Linked DNA regions of Homo sapiens: region 2 is linked to region 1. A link is an interaction called in ENCODE POLR2A ChIA-PET data of the cell type or tissue named here. Cell type or tissue: A673. All regions are shown on one strand. Links, peaks and the distances in the headings refer to the core of each region. The heading gives the core; the rest is flanking DNA. Region 1 overlaps NHERF1 (NHERF family PDZ scaffold protein 1). Region 2 overlaps KCTD2 (potassium channel tetramerization domain containing 2).

The links. ChIA-PET counts read pairs that join two places held together with the same protein. Peaks named below come from ENCODE experiments on the same cell type or tissue, not always from the same donor. Only the 100,000 strongest peaks of a DNase experiment are listed, where the experiment ranks them.
Region 2: POLR2A ChIA-PET joins it to region 1 with 10 read pairs; 5 of 35 experiments call an interaction of 5 or more read pairs at or near these places.

Annotation. Positions count from the first base shown.
Region 1 is chr17:74,757,206-74,765,524 of GRCh38, forward strand. It overlaps NHERF1 (NHERF family PDZ scaffold protein 1), which reads left to right. Exons shown (of 6, transcript NM_004252.5): 2 at 4,807-4,968; 3 at 6,162-6,315. Among named protein-coding and RNA genes, the nearest start is that of SLC9A3R1-AS1, 11 kb to the left of the region's middle. RefSeq lists enhancers at 141-887, 888-1,635, 1,636-2,382, 2,383-3,130, 5,783-6,534. In A673, for the core only: no CTCF peak of the experiment used is centred there; DNase peaks (open chromatin) are centred at 1,766 and 3,446; H3K4me3 peaks cover 322 bases; H3K27ac peaks cover 4,029 bases.
Region 2 is chr17:75,064,522-75,072,840 of GRCh38, forward strand. KCTD2 (potassium channel tetramerization domain containing 2) reads left to right here. Exons shown (of 6, transcript NM_015353.3): 6 at 1-1,365. Among named protein-coding and RNA genes, the nearest start is that of SLC16A5, 19 kb to the right of the region's middle. RefSeq lists an enhancer at 3,311-3,380. In A673, for the core only: a CTCF peak has its summit at 5,459; no DNase peak of the experiment used is centred there.

The DNA of each region.
Region 1 (8,319 bases), core at 50-8,049:
GGGGGTGTCTGTCAGACCAGCAGACCTCACTTTAGTTTGTGTCTCCCTCCTGGTTCCCACCCTACCAGACTCCAGGGAAAGCTCTTCCCACTGAGAAATAGGAAGGAAGAGATCAAGGGCTAGGAGCAGTGAGTGACTTTTTTTAAAATGGACACATCCAACATTCCCCTGCCGCCCGCACAGACCTGGAGGGATGTGGAGGGTGGAAGGGGGTCCCATAGAGTAAAATGAGGTGACATCAGGGCCACTACGCAGGGGGCCAGTGACAGCCAAGCCCCCTGTACCTCACCTAGGGTAAGGAGAAGACACCTTCTGCCTAGAGGTGTGGACACTGGCTGAGTGCCTGGAGCCCCTGGTCACTTCCCAGTGCCCCCAGGCTGCCCGTCACACAGCACTCCAGGCAGGGCCAGCTGTCTCCATCCTGGCTTCCTTGAAGAGCTGGCACCAGGCCCAGCCCTGTCTCCAGAATCTGGGGAACAAACTGAGCTGTCTCCCAGAGCAAATATGGCTCTTACACCCAACATACTCCTGACACACACACCCCAGCCCCTGAGAACAGCCAGGGTTCCTTCCTGCCCCCGCCGTCCTGCCCCCTTCCATCCTCTTGTTGGGGCTGATTTTCCTGTATTGGGCATGGGGCACTGGTCTTCTTTGCATAAACAAGAGCCCTGGGCTGGGGGAGGGGCAGTCTTGAGAGGTGGGGTTACCTCTGTTGTTCCCCTGGACACCCAAGTGGTCTTCCTACTCCTCCAGCCCCTTTCCTCTGGGGTCCTGAGCTAGCTGGCTCGAAGGAAGCGGGCTGGGCTGTTTCTGTAGGGCCCATCACCATGGCATCAGCCAGGGAGGGGCTGGGCCCAATGGGGCGTTGGCCCCCAGGCTCCCACAGCCTTCCCTGAAGGGAGGAAGGAGGAGCAGGGAGCGGCCCTGGGCCTGTTCCCCAGAGACGGTCACTGGGATTAGGGTATCGACTTTCCCCAGCTTTCCAGGTGACTGCTGGTGGCGCCTATTGAATTCCGTGCCCGCCATCCGCTCCCTGGACTGCGTGGGTGGAGGTGATGGGGCGGCCACTTAGGGCGCGGTGAAGCTCCCTGGGGGAAAGGACAGATGAAGGGAGGAAGCCTGAGGGTGGAGGAGGCCCCGGGAGAAGGGTGTGGGGGCAGCTCTCCGGGCAGGGTCTTTTCTGGAAAGCCAGCCAGCATTTTGTGAAAGTGAGAGTCTCCAGCCTGTCCAGCCCTGGGTCACCCCGGCCCAGCTGCGCTGCCCATCGGCTGCATGGCCTCATGTTCCCTCCTGTTGATTCTGGCTCTCTGCCAGTCTCCTCTCTGAGCAGATCCTGATTTTGTCTTGAACTTGGGTCTCCCAGGCTGTCGTCGTCACTGGAGGTCCCACTTTGCCCTCCGGAACTCACTGGGGCTATGTTCCTTTTGAGTCTCCTCCTCCCACCATGCTTCGGACCCCTCTGTAGCTGGCTCCTCCTAAGATCCTGGGGGCCACACACCAAGCCCAACATGCCTGGACGTCACTCCCATTTATCCCCTTTCCCCAGAGGCAGAACCCAGCCCTGCCCCAGCTTGGCGGTGAGGGTCCAAGAGCAATGGTGGCTGAGCTCGGCCAGGTACCCCACACCTCCCCATCTTCTCCTCTCAGTGCTGGGCCTGGAGACCACAGGCCAGGCCCCACAGATCCCCAGGGGGGCTGCCCCAAGGGACTCCCCTGCCAGCCCCAGCCTCCACCCAGGCTGGGATGGGCTGGCTTGATGGGCTGACTCAGCAACTGGCACTGACACCTCCTGGAGACAGCTGGGAGGCTCCTGCTAGGGAGGGGTGAGGAGGAACAAGGCTGGTCTCCCTTGAAGAGTGGGAACCCCCCTTCCCATGTGAGGGGAGGAAGTCTCTAGGGACTTGGGAAGGAGGCTCTGCAGGTGCATCGGAGCTGTCTAAATGCTGGTGGGGTCTACCGGGGGCTTCCCATCTCCTTGTCCAGCCACCCCCTCAGGTCCTGGAGCCGCCACAGAGCCACATCTAGACAGAACAGTGGAGCAGGTCCCAGTGCAGGGGAAGGAAACAGAGGGCACCTGAGCCCCTCAGGCTGGGTACCCTGTTTCCCCTTGAACTGCACGACTTGGTGCTGGCAGAGCGGAGCAAGGCTCAAAGCAGGCCCTGGAGCTTTGGCACCATATGTCACTAGGCGAGGGGCACTGGGCTGAAGATCAGTAAGGGAAGCCCACAGCACAGAGACCAGGGCCAGAGGATGGGCATCCCAAAGGCAGCTAGCACAGCCCTGCCCTGCCAGCCGGGGGGGGCGCCCAGAGCCACCTGCCCCCAGTCCAGCCATGCCCCTGCCCTGTCACCCACACCAGGCTTCATCCCCCAGCTCAGGCTGCAGCTCCAGCTGCGAGAGGCCCTGAGCGCCCGGAAGGAAGGCTGTGGTAGGTTGTGGTTTCTTCAGCTCCCAGCCTACCTCCAGCAGAGGCTGCAGCCGATGCCCTGGAGAGAGCCCCTGTCTGCCCTCTGCTGCCTGACTCCTGTTGGGTCCTCACCTCCCAATGGGTTGCCCCATTCTGGACTTGGATCCTTAAGGAGCACCCTGCAGTGTGGTGGAAGGAGGACAGGTTCCAAGTCAGAGACCAGGGTTGGAGTTCTGGCTGTGTGATGTCAGGCAGTGGGCTCCACATCTCTGAGCCTCAGTTTCCCCATCTCAAAAACAGCTGACAAGCCCCAGTCAGGTTGTTATGGGAAGGTTTTTGGGAGCGCAGGGACGGTGGAGGGAGGTTGGAGGAGGTCACTAGAGCTGCCCCCTGCCTGTCCTGAGATTTCACCCTCCCCACTTTCTCAGGGTGTCTGGCTGAAGCAGAAAGCTGCGCCTGTCCTGGTGACGGCGACTGGTCAGACTTGTTTCTGCTCACCTAGGCGGCCCGGGGGAGGGCCTGGCTGGGAGCTTTGTGGAGGGATTAGCTCTAGGGGAGAAGAGCCTCACTTACTCCCGGAACAAGATCCCACAGGGCTGTGGGAGTGCCGGGGGGTGAGCCTGGGGCAGGTGACAGCCGAACTAGCTGGGAGTGGGCCCTGCAGTGAGGCAGGGGGTGGGCCAGGGAGAACAAGGCAAGAGGAGCTTCATTCAGGGTTCCTGAGCCTTTGTGAGCCACTCACGTTTTTACCACTCACTTAACCGTCTTTGTTGTTGGGGTGAGGGGTCCTCGAGCCTGGATTTGGGTATGAAAACCCAGGCAAGAAAGACCTGCCCAAGCCTTTAAAGGAATGCAAAGTCATCCTCTAGCCACCCCCAGAGATCGAAAGGCTGGGGATTGAGTCTCCTGCAGATGGTGGCGGCCTCCTGGGGCTGGCAAGTTGGGACAGAGGCCCATAAGCCCTCCTGGGCGCGCCTTCCCACCCCTCTCGGCCCTCTCCACTCCCAGCTGGGGATTTGGGTTTCAGAGCAGCCTGGCACACACACCCCCACCCCACCAGAATCTCACTCCCAGCTTCCTATGACTATTCATTAGTATTCACAACAATGGGAAAGTCTGGGTGTGCACAGGGATTTTTTACAGTTAGAAAGTGTTTAAGTCAATGACCTCACTGGGCCTCAGCAACCCTGGGAGGCAGATGGCAGTCAGAATGATCCATAAATGACCTGCCCCAGGTCACACAGCTCCTAAACAGGGGAGCTGGAACCTGGCTGGGAGCCTTGACTATCCACTGCTCATTGTCTGATGTGCTGAGTGATAACACAGGGCCAGCAGGCTGGACAGCAGCCAGTGGCCCTGCACCAGGCCTGGAGGAGGGGGAGAGGGACAGGGACTCAGGCGTAGTCCTTGGGCACAGGCTTCGGCTGCCTACACCCATATTCCCTCCATCATACTGTGTGTCCAGGCCTGCAGCTTCTAAGCTGAGCTGCTTACTTTGGACCAAGCATGTTGGAAACTGTTTTCAGCTGAGTCCAAGCACTCGAAATCTGCGTGTGCCCTTTTAGTAGGTCACACCCTCCAGGCCACAGCCACACTGGGCTCCCTTTAGCCCAGCCCTGCTTTTCCCAGTCCCCTCCCCATTCAGGCTCCTCTGTTTCTGGGGTCTCTGTGCTTCCGTTGCCACCTCTGCCCTTGGGCAGCGGTGTCGGGGGAGGAGGTCCTGGAACGCCTGAGGATGGCCCCGTCTTGTCCAGGTCCCCTTGCTGTGCTGAACAATAAGTTTTTGGTTATCTGCTCCTTCTGGCTCCCTTTTGGCTGGGCCATTCGGCTTGGTGGGGGTGAGAGAGAGTTCGAGTATATGGAGGAAGGCTTTACTGTAAACACACTGACCAGCTTTCAGTAAACACCTGCCTCTTCCTCCCCTGCTGCAGAGAACGGGGTACAAAGGGGCTGGGGGTCCTCAGTCATATGCCCCAGGTCCCCAGCCAGGCTGACGGGTGCCACACTCTGCCCCCTCTCCAGGAGGGCCAGACTGAGCCACCAATGGGGAGGGATAGAGGCCCGATCAACACAGCATGTGATTCACCTTAGACTGTCAGAAGGGACAGGCATGTGAGAGCTAACCTGGTCCTACCCCTCATTTGGCAGAAGAGGAAACTGAGGCTTGGACAGAGCAGTGTTTTATCCACATCACCTAAGCAGTTAGCTGCGGTGCTGGGTATCCACACAAGTCTTTTGAGTCCTGGGCCAGAACCCTCTCAAATTGCTGTGTAGGGATCTAGGCAAATTTGCATCCTCCCAAACCTTCCTTGGTTGGGGAGATGGGGACAGGCAGAGGACAGGGAAGGCAGAACCTGGGGCACTGTGGAATAGCCATGGACCCTCCCCTGTCCCTGCAGCGCGAGCTTCGGCCTCGGCTCTGTACCATGAAGAAGGGCCCCAGTGGCTATGGCTTCAACCTGCACAGCGACAAGTCCAAGCCAGGCCAGTTCATCCGGTCAGTGGACCCAGACTCCCCGGCTGAGGCTTCAGGGCTCCGGGCCCAGGATCGCATTGTGGAGGTGATGCTTCTCGCTCTCTTCCTATCTGACTGCCCCCACCCCCTGCAGATCAGCAGCACCTGGGGCAGCCATCATACCATCATGGGCTTGATTAGCCCACGGGCATAGCCAACCTGGAGCTGCTGGATGGATGGGTGGATGGGAGGGAGGGAGGGAAGGGTGGTGGATGGATAGACGGAAGGACAGATGGACTGACTGATGGACTCTTCTCTTACCTCCACTCCCCTGGACTCCTCCTTGCCAAGCAGATACAGTGGGCAGCCTGTGATTCACCCATCGATCAGGGAGATGTCTGGGGCCATCTCCAGAGCTTCCCTGCTGCCAGGCACACAGAGTGGGGTGGCAGTAACAAAACCCCTCTCCTGAGTTAGGCCTTTATTTATTTAGTTTTTTTTTTTTTAAATGGAGTCTCGCTTTGTTGCCCAGGCTGGGGGAGTGCAGTGGCACAATCCCAGCTCACTGCAACCTCCGCCTCCTGGGTTCAAGCGATTCTCCTGCCTCAGCCTCCTGAGTAGCTGGGATTACAGGTGCCCACCACCACGCCTGGCTAATGTTTGCATTTTTAGTAGAGACAGGATTTCACCATGTTGGCCAGGCTGGTCTCAAACTCCTGACCTCAAGTGATCTGCCCGCCTCGGCCTCCCAAAGTGCTGGGATTCCAGGCGTGAGCCACCTCACCCGGCCCCGAGTTAGGCTTTTAGACTCGTGCATTCAGGGCTCTGGTGCTGTGCTCCTGGGAGAGGAAACGTGAACCAAATGCTCAGGCAGGTCCCAGAATCACAGTCTTAGAACCTTAGAGCTAGAGATCAGCTCTCCCAAGACTTCTCATTTTACACGTGAGAAAACCAAGGCCCAGAGAAGGAAGTCGGACAGCAAGTCCTTACCCAGGCTGGGCCCCACCCCGGCCTCCCAGCTCGCTCCCATCCCATCTCTCCCAGCTGTGTTTGTTTAGTCTCGTCTGGATATTTTCGTTGGCCCTTCCCATGTATCCTGCCTCCCCAGCTGACTGTCAATGGGAGGACCCCCAGCCTAGTTCAGGACTCTGCAGAAATGGCGGGGGTCAGTATCCCCAGGTTGTGAACTGCAAACTGGCTGAGAACCAAGGTGGTCACCCCTGCCCCCAACCCCCCTCCACTTACCTGCCCCAGAACCAAGGCCTGTGTCCGTAACGCCTCCCCGACCCTGCCCTGCAGGTGAACGGGGTCTGCATGGAGGGGAAGCAGCATGGGGACGTGGTGTCCGCCATCAGGGCTGGCGGGGACGAGACCAAGCTGCTGGTGGTGGACAGGGAAACTGACGAGTTCTTCAAGAAATGCAGAGTGATCCCATCTCAGGAGCACCTGAATGGTAAGCCAGGTGGGGCCACTGGCCGTCCTGGGGCTGGAGCCCCCCAAGTCAGGGATGTGAGCCAGGGCTAAGACTGCTGGGTCCCAGGCGAGGGGTGGGCAGCTTCCCGGCATGGGTGCTCCCTCCTCCTCCTTCATGGGAGGCCCAGAGGTGTGGGCTGGGGGAGCGGGGGCCTAGTGTAGGGAGTGGCAGTGGGTTTCTGAGGACGGCTTGTGATGGGGTCAGCTGGCATGAGGTCGGTGAGAGAGATGGACAGATCTTCTTATTCCCGGCCAAAGCTGCAGCCCCAAAGGAGGCCCAAGCCCCCAGTCCTGTCCCCACCAGCAGACTTTCAGGGCAGTGTCAATGTGAGGAAAGGGTTAACTCCGGGGAGGCCTCCAGCCTTTGCTTGGTCAGATCAGAGTCCAGTGACGGGGGCCGGTGCCTCCCCCTCCCTCCTCTCAGGTTGTCTTGGAAACTCAGCCTTGCTGGCTCTAGAGAGTAGTGGGTCCCCCTTCAATCCCTGGGCCCCTGCCCTCCCCATCCCCCACCATCACCCTGCCAAGCCTGGCGCCTCCCCCTGCCCAGGCCCGAGCCAAACAGGGCAGGGCTGCTGCACCGGGGCAGGGAGGGGTTAAGCATGCTCTGCTCCTTGGTCTGGACTTTCTCCCTGGGAAGATGGCTCCCTGGAGCGGGCAGGGGTGCTCACTGGGCCATACTGAGGGTGGAACCTCTTGGGACTTTGCAGTGGGTGGGGCCTCCTGGAGACTCAAGGTTGTATGTGTAAAAGGAGATTCACACAAAGGTCCTGCGACTCCCATCGCCAGCTGCAAGGGCCCACTGGGGAGGCCCTGTCCCCTTCTGGCGCAATCCAAGGCCTGAGGCTCCTAGAAGAGGGGATGGCCCCTGGAAGTCCCTAGCTGGCTCTGGGCATGGGAGGTGGGGTACCGCCTTACCCTTATCTCCCAAGTTCATGGAAACCAGGTAACTCAGATAATCCCCTTCTCCACTGAGGGGGAGACTAAGGCCCAGAGAAGCCCCAGCCTTCCTCCTAGGGATCTGATACGAGGAAGACACAGCTGGAATCTGGATTCCACTCAGCTCCTGGGATACTGTCCCCTGCTTCCCCCACCCCTTCACCCTGCAGGTAATTGGCCCCCTCAGACATTCCTCCCTCTTCTGCCTGTCTCTCGGGCTAGAGGGGCTGCAGCCTCTGGCCAAAGGACCTGAAGAGGGAGAGGCCTGGGGACAGTCCCCTCCCCGCAGTCCCTCCAGGATGGCATCCTCACCCTTTCCATAGGGAGGAATGCCCCCCTCTCCGGCTGCCAGGGTTTCACCCTGACCACTGTGAGCTGATGGGGAGGGGACAGTGAGTGACCCTGTGTCCCAGCAGCCTGTCCTTGCCCGGGGAAGGCTGTGGGTGTCAAAAGGGAGGAGAAGATGAGAGTCAGGTATCTCTGGCTGTGTCCTGGACTGGGGACAGGGAAAAGATAACCAGGAATTTTAAGCTAAGAGTTCAGAAGAAGCCCTACACTGACCAGTCCCTGGAGATGGAACAGCCACCCCTGAAGCCATGTGGGACCCCTACCCTGAGTGAGCCCAGTGAAGGTGACCCCAGACCTGTCTTCTCTCCCTCTGACCCCTCCAGGTTTCCCACTGGCTGGGGGAGGGGATACCCAGGACACACCCCTTGAGCCTTCTCGTCCCCCCTCATTTCCTGATTGGCAAATAGGAGTTGGGATTATTTTCTCTTTTTTTCTTTTTCTTTTTCTTTTTTTTGAGATGGAGTCCTGCTCTGTCACCCAGGCTGGAGTGCAGTGGTGCGATCTCGGCTCACAGCAACATCTGCCCCTAGATTCAAGTGATTCTTCTGCCTCAGTCTCCTGAGTAGCCGGGACTACAGCCATGCGCCACCACGCCCAGCAAATTTTTATATTTTTAGTAGAGATGGGGTTTCACTATGTTGGCCAGGATGGTCTCGATCTCTTGACCTTGTGATCCGCCCACCTCGGCCTCCCAAAGTAC
Region 2 (8,319 bases), core at 164-8,163, 310 kb after region 1:
TGCCAAATGTCTTTTGAGCTTCTGACCTGACCATGCCCAGATGGCATAACTTTTCCCTAGGACCCTCAGTCTCCTTGTTTCTCTGTATCTGTAGCATAGCATAGAACCCGGTATACAGGGGTTTCTGCTGACACATCAACGTCTACACACCTATGCGCCACATTTTACAGCTGTAAAGTGTTAGATGAACTGCCGTCCTCAGTAAAAGCAGCCACCCCTTCAAGAGTCACAGGCATCCATCCAGTCGTATCTTTCAGAGAAAAAAAAAGTTAGATGTAGCCAAGGAAAGTAGTGATCACGGGAAGGACTGCTCTGAGCCGGGTAGGATGGAGGACTTTGGAAGAGGCGCTCCTTGGCCAGGTCCAATGAGTAACATCAGACTGACAGAGGAAAAGCAGCTTGGTTTGCGGCCTTGTGCCCAGTCTCGTTGAGGCGCTTGTCCCTGTCTGCTTTCCTGGGGCATGCCTGATCAGCGTGGGCTGGAGCTCCTAGACCAACCCCAGCTTTCTCACCAGGTTCAGCAAGGAGGCCTGGGGGTCAGACACCAATGTTGAGCACCTCCTGAGGGCGCCGTTTCCTTCATTCCTCTTAGATTCCATAGTTGCCGCCATGAAAAGACTGCTCTTGAGCCCCAAGGCACAGGCACGTGCTCTGGGAAATAGACAGGAGTGGTATTTCCGCCCTCTCGGAGGGCTGGTGTTCACCAAGTTTCCCTCCTCGCTGCAACCCAATGACACCTGTATTGTTCCAGCGCTCCAGGACTCTGGGTTCTTAAGATTTCTGGGAGCGTTGTTCACCCACCCCCTTTAGGAACCAGGCTGGTGTTCTTGCTTGAAAGCGTTGTGCCCTCTGAGTGTCTGGCTGATCACATCAGAGAGGTCTGCGTGGCAGTTTGGGGCTGTCACGTGACCAGTGACCCACACTCTCTGCTGCCCAGTACTGCCAAGTGGGGAGGGTCCTGCCTTTTTCTCTGCCCCAGGTCTGGGACGCAGGTGATGCCAGCCAGGCCCAGGAGTGCCCAGCATCCCCCAACTGATGACACAGTAGCACTGATTCTGTCTTTTCCTCAGAATCTGGCCTTTTTCCATGGCAATGAGGTGGGGCCCAGCCTCCTCTAAAGTGACTTTGTTTCTGCACAGTTGTAACTGCTCTTGGGGATGTCAGTGAGGCTGGGAGCAGGGAGCCACGGGATGCTGAGAGAGGAGGCCCGAGAGGACACCCCACCCTCCAGCGTGGCCTTTGATCCAGACTTAGGGACGAGGCTGTCACTGGTGGGCACCCTCTGTTCCTGTTTGTGTGTTTGAATAGTCTGAAATGCTGTGACTTTTTTTGTGTGAATAAAGATATGAAACTTCTGAATCTCAAGAACTGTGGTGTGTTTTCCATTACTGCAGTCTCCTGGTTCCCACTGTCACTTCCTGTCGATGGTTCTCACATGGGTTTCAGGAGATGACTTAACTACCTTTCCTACCAGGACAGCTGACTAAGTCCTTTTCTCCTGCTACTGAAACCACCAAAGGGGGTGTTGGGCCTTCTCCCTCCTCCCTTTCATTTTACTGAATCTGAAAAGACCCAGAGAATGCAGAGAAACAGAAGGTGGGACGGATGGGCTGCCCACCAGAGAGCTGGAAAGAGACAAGGGGAGGAGTGTGAGATTTTTTTTTTTTTTTTTTTTCCCCGAGATGGAGTCTCGCTCTGTCACCCAGGCTAGAGTGTAGTGGTGCAATCTCGGCTCACTGCAACCTCTGCCTCCCATGTTCAAGCAATTCTCCCTCGGCTTCCTGAGTAGCTGGGATTACAGGCGCCTGCCTGCGCGCCTGGCTAATTTTTGTATTTTTAGTAGAGACAGTATTTTGCTGTGTTGGCCAGGCTGGTCTCGAACTCCGACCTCAGGTGATCCTCCCGCCTCAGCCCCCCAAAGTGCTGGGGTTACAGGCATGAGCCACCATCCCCGGCCGTGAGATGGTTTTTAAGGGACAAGTCTTTCTGGAAGAGAGTGAGTGACTAGGTACAAGGAAGAGGATGAGTGAGGAACGTTTGGTGACAACCAACAAACAAGTATTGATCACTTCAGCATCAGGCGGGGCATGGGAAACTCAGAAGGTGTTAGTCCCTTCCAGACAGCACTTTCAGGTAGGGAGACAAAATGGACTCATACAGCTTAGTGAACAGGATGCGTGGGTGCATCCGTCAGGGTCCAATTGAGACCACAGCAGTTGTTAACTGGTAGTGGAGAAAGGAAAGGGCAGGAGTGGACACTGAGGCATCACAATGTAGGGATTGCAGGGTGCAGTCCTCACTCCTGGGACCTGAGAACAGTGGGAAGACATTGGGATTATTAAAGTGGAGATTTGGCCGGGCGCGGTGGCTCACACCTGTAATCTCAGCTCTTTGGGAGGCCAAGGCAGGCGGATCACCTGAGGTCAGGAGTTCGAAACCAGCCTGACTAACGTGGAGAAACCCCATCTCTACTAAAAAATACAAAATTAGCCGGACCAGCTACTCGGGAGGCTGAGGCAGGAGAATCACTTGAACCTGAGAGGTGGAGGTTGTGGTGAGCCGAGAGCACGCCATTGCACTCCAGCCTGGGCAACAAGAGCAAAACTCCGCCTCAAAAAAATAAAAGGGCTGGGCGCAGTGGCTCACGCCTGTAATCCCAGCACTTTGGGACGCCGAGGCGAGCGGATCACGAGGTCAGGAGATCTAGACTATCCTGGCCAACATGGTGAAACCCCGTCTCTACTAAAAATATAAAAATTAGCTGGGCATGGTGGCAGGTGCCTGTAATCCCAGCTACTCTACTCGGGAGGCTGAGGCAGGAGAATGGCTTGAACCCGGGAGGCAGAGGTTGCAATGAGCAGAGATCACGCCACTGCACTCCAACCTGGTGACAGAGCGAGACTCAGTCTCAAAAAAAAAAAAAAAAAAAAAAGATTCACCTGCACTTTGGGAGGCCCAAGCTGGGAGGATTGCTTGAGCCCAGGAGTGTGAGATCAGCCTGGGCATCGTGGTGAGACTCTGTCTCTATGTAAAATTAAATCTAAAAATAAAATAAGGCCAAGTGTGGTGGCTCACACCTGTAATCCCAGCACTTTGGGAGGCCGAGGCAGGCAGATCACTTGAAGTCAGATGTTTGAGACCAGCCTGGCCAACATGGTGAAACCCTGTTTCTACTAAAAATACAAAAATTAGCCGGGCATGGTGGCACATGCTTGTAATCCCAGCTACTTGGGTGGCTGAGGCACGAGAATTGCTTGAACCCGGGAGGTGGAGGTTGCAGTGGGCTGAGATCACACCACTGCACTCCAACCTGGGTGACAGAGATTGTGTCTCAAAATAAAATGGAGATTCAAGAGGAGGGGACCAATGGAGAAGGACGTGCTGGCCAGTGGCAGCTGCTGCCTCTCAGAGGGTAGAGAAACCACCAAGAAACCAGCACCACTCCTGGAATCAGCTATGCCAGCACACAGCAGTGTTCTGTGGTTTGGCTCACAACAGGAAATACATCGTCCCTCCTTTTTTTCTCTCGTCTTGCAGTCTCCCTCAGCCTGTCCTACCAGGTTGAGCTAGGAGGGGGAAAATGTGGCTCGGAGCAGAGTTCAGAGGGTGGGTTTGGGGCTGAGAGACAACAATGTGGTGACTGGCTCAGTCCACCTGTTTGGTTCCCCTCACATGTACATGCTTCTGCACATACTTGAACTTGCATAGGATGGTGAAAAATGCTGGGTGTGGTGGCTCATGCCTATAATCCCAGCACTTTGGGAGGCCAAGGCAGGTGGATCACTTGAGGTCAGGAGTTTGAGACCAGCCTGGCCAACATGATGAAACCCCGTCTCTACTAAAAATACAAAGAATTAGGCTGGGCGCGGTGGCTCACGCCTGTAATCCCAGCACTTTGGGAGGCCAAGGCGGGTGGATCACGAGGTCAGGAGATGGAGACCATCCTGGCTAACACGGTGAAACCCTGTCTCTACTAAAAATACAAAAAATTAGCTGGGCGTAGTGGTGGGCACCTGTAGTCCCAGCTACTCGGGAGGCTGAGGCAGGGGAATGGCGTGAACTCGGGAGGTGGAGCTTGCAGTGAGCCAAGATCGCGCCACTGCACTCCAGCCTGGGCGACAGAGCGAGACTCCGTCTCAAAAAAAAAAAAAAAAAAAAATTAGCTATGCGTGGTGGCGGGTGCCTGTAATCCCAGGTACTCTGGAGGCTGAGGCAGGAAAATCGCTTGAACTCAGGAGACAGAGGTTGCAGTAAGCCGAGATCATGCCATTGCGCTCCATCCTGGGCAACAAGAGCGAAACTCCGACTCGGAAAAAAAGAAAAAAAAACGTGGTGAAAAAACAACTTCATGCCTCCATGGAACAAGATACAACTACCCTTCTACAAGCAAAAATAATCTCTCCTTCCCTCCAAAATAAACACGAAGTGCCAAGTCATTGTATCCCTGTCTCAGAGACAGTCACTATTTCTGAGCTATGTTAATTGCTCCTAATTGCCAGGCTCACACCTGGAATCCCAGTACTTTGGGAAGCTGAAGTGGGAGGACTGCTTGAGGCCAGGAGTTCAAGACCAGGATGGGCAACATAGGCCCCATCTATAAAATTTTTTTTTTAATTAGCCAGGCGTGGTGACACATGCCTGTAGTTCCAGCTACTCAGGAGGCTGAGGTGGGAGGATCACTTGAGCCAAGGATTTCAAAGCTGCAGTGAGCTGTGCCCTCTAGCCTGAGAGACAGAGTGAGACACTGTCTCTCTTTTTTTTTTTTTGAGACGGAGTTTCACTCTTGTTGCCCAGGCTGGAGTGCAATGGTATCATCTAGGCTCACTGCAACCTCCGCCTCCCAGGTTCAAGCGATTCTCCTGCCTCAGCCTCCCGAGTAGCTGGGATTACAGGCGTGTGCCACCACATCCAGCTAATTTTTGTATTTTTAGTAGAGACAATGTTTTACCATGTTGGCCAGGATGGTTTGATCTCCTGACCTCGTGATCCACCCGGCTCGGCCTCCCAAAGTGCTGGGATTACAGGCGTGAGCCACTATGCCCAGCCAGAACCTGTCTCTTAAAAAAAAAAAAAAAAATTGGCCAGTTACCATGGCCCACACCTGTAATCCCAGCACTTTGGGAGGCTGAGGTGAGAGGATTGCTTGAGGCCAGGAGTTCAAGACCATCTTGGGCAACATAGCAAGACCTGTCTCTACAAAAGAAAAAAATTTTTGTTAATTACTCCTAATTCGGTTGGTGTAATACACAACACCTAGTTGGTGACGGGCAGCTCAGGCCACAGGGTCACTTGATGTCCCATGAACTAGGTGTTCCATCTCGGTCAGGGCCCAGTGAAATAGTTACTTGCAAAAGAGGACATGGACCTGCCCAGAACCCTGGAGTTCTGCATGGCCACAGTCCAGTTGGGACTTGCAGGAGGCTCTGATACAGCATCTGTACTGGCAGGAGATAATTTCAGTATCACTGGATCTCCCCAGCCATAAAGCCCAGGTGGCAGCACAGAGCTAAATTTTTAATAAGAGTCATACCACACAGAAAGATTTTCATCAGTAAAGCTTTCCCCTGGAGTAAACTGTTACTCCATGAAGCCAGATTAATTCCTTGATCAATTTTCTATACAGGGCAATTAAATTGCTTCTAAGTTTTATATTTTCATTTTAATTTTTACTTAAATACTTTCATTAAGATCATGGTTTTCCTAGAATCTTTCTGAACTTACTCTGATTCAGAGGACTGCCCAATTAAAAAAAAAAAAAGACTGGGGCCGGGCGTGGTGGCTCACGCCTGTAATCCCAGCACTTTGGGAAGGCAAGGTGGGCAGATCACCTGAGGTCAGGAGTTCGAGACAAGCCCAGCCAATATGGTGAAACCCCGTCTCTACTAAAATACAAAAATGAGCCAGGCATGGCGGCAGGTGCCTGTAATTCCAGCTACTCAGGAGGCAGAGGCAGGAGAATCACTTGAACCCGGGAGGTGGAGGTTGTAGTGAGCCAAGATCACGCCACTGCACTCCAACCTGGGCAACAGAGTGAGACTCTGTCTCAAAAACAAATAAATAAATAAAAATAAAATATCGGCCAGATGTGGTAGCTCATTTGTGTAATCCCAGCCCTTTGGGAGGCCGGGGCAGGTGGATCGTATTCGAGGCTGCAGGGAGCTATGATTGTGCCACTGTACTCCAGCCTGGGCAACAGAGTGAGAAACCCTGTCTCAAAAAAAGAAAAAAATATATGCTTGGCCAGGAGAGGTGGCTCATACCTATAAACCCAGGTACTTGGGAGGCTGAGGTGAAAGGATTGCTTGAGCCTGGAAGGTCAAGGCTTGCTTGCTTGCTTGCTTGCTTGCCTGCCTGCCTGCCTGCCTGCCTTCCTTCTTTCTTTCTTTCGAGGCTGAGGTAAAAGGATTGCTTGAGCCTGGGTGGTTGAGGCCTTTCTTTCTTTCTTTCTTTCTTTCTTTCTTTCTTTCTTTCTTCTTTCTTCCTTCCTTTCTTTCTTTCTGTTTCTTTCTTTCTTTCTTTCTCTTTCTTTCTTTCTCTCTTTCTTTCTTTCCTTCTCTCTCTTTCTCTCTTTTTTTTTTGATGGAGTCTTGCTCTGTTGCCCAGGCTGGAGTGCAGTGGCACCATCTTGGCCCATTGCAACCTCCACCTCCAAGGTTCAAGCGATTCCCCTGCCTCAGCCTCCCGAGGTAGCTGGGATTACAAGCGCCCGCCACCACACCCGGCTAATTTTTGTATTTTTAGTAGAGACGGGTTTTTGCCATGTGGGCCAGGCTGGTCTCAAACTCCTGACCTTAGGTGATCCACCTGCCTCGGCTTCCCAAAGTGCTGGGATTACAGGCCTGAGCCACTGTGCCCAGCCGTGTGAGGGTATTTTCAACCGTCCGTCTGTCAGCTCTTAGGACACATTCCCAGAAGAATAGAAAGATAGTTTATGTAGAAATACATGTGAAGTGTCATTAGTGGAAAAAAAATTTTTTTAAACAAAGTATGTAACCATATTTAGCTGTATAAGAGAAATTTATTTGTGCACACAGTATAAAGTTAATTTTTCTTTTTTTTTGAGACAGAGTTTCACACTTGTTGCCCAGGCTGGAGTGCAATGGCACTATCTCGGCTCACTGCAACCTCCACATCCTGGGTTCAAGTGATTCTCCTGCCTCAGCCTCCTGAGTACCTTGGATACAGACATGTGCCACCATGCCTGCCTAATTTTGTATTTTTAGTAGAGACAGGGTTTCACCATGTTGGTCAGGCTGGTCTCGAACACCTAACCTCATGTGATCGCCCACCTTGGCCTCCCAACGTGCTGGGATTACAGGCCTGAGCCATCGCATCCAGCCTAAAGTTAATTTTTTCAAGGATTTAAATACATCTTTTGTAAGGTTTTTAAAATAAAGGCAGATTGAGTCAAGTTTATTGAAACTTTACATGGAGGGAAAGAATATGCTAATTTGACATTTTAGAGAAGTTTAAATGCAAGCGTTTGTTGTCCCAGCTTAGAGATTGGTGGGTGAGGTCTGTGTGTGTCATTTTCATGTTCCAAAACGGTGAGCTTTATCTTATGTTATTTTTGGTGGATGTTGACTTAGTTCATGAATGTTGTCACTTCTAAATGTGGACAGTTGGGCTGGAAGATAACACAGCCTCTTCCGGAGCCTAGTAATCCCTGCCAAGCCCCCATCAGTCATATTTCTAAATGAAGACATTATTTTGTTCACATTTCCTTGGAAGAAAATTAAGCAGCTATTAAAGTCATGGTCACCAGGGTCATGTTGTGGCATAAAAAGTACTAGTGAGTTAAATAAGGATTCAGAATTGTATGTATGAAACCTCTATCAACATATCAAAATCCAAGCGCATCACTTTAGGTTGTGTGACTCTCCCCCTTTCCTCCATTTTCCTTTCTTTTTTTTTTGAGATGGAGTTTCTCTCTTGTCGCCCAATCTGGAGTGTAATGGCACGACCTCAACTCATTGCAACCTCTGCCTCCTGGGTTCAAGCAATTCTCCTGCCTCAACTTCCCAAGTAGCTGGGATTACAGGCACCTGCCACTTCGCCCAGCTAATTTTTGTATTTTTTGTAGAGACGGGGTTTCACCATGTTGGCCAGGCTAATTTTGAACTCCTGACCTCAGGTGATCTGCCTGCCTCAGCCTCCCAAAGTGCTGGGATTACAGGCGTGAGCACTGGTGCCAGGTCGCCTCCATTTTCAAATTGTGTTTAAGGCTGGGAGCCGTGATTCACACCCGTAATCCCAGCATTTTGGAAGGCCGAGGCAGGCAGATCATTCGAGGCCAGGAGTTCAAGACGAGTCTGGCCA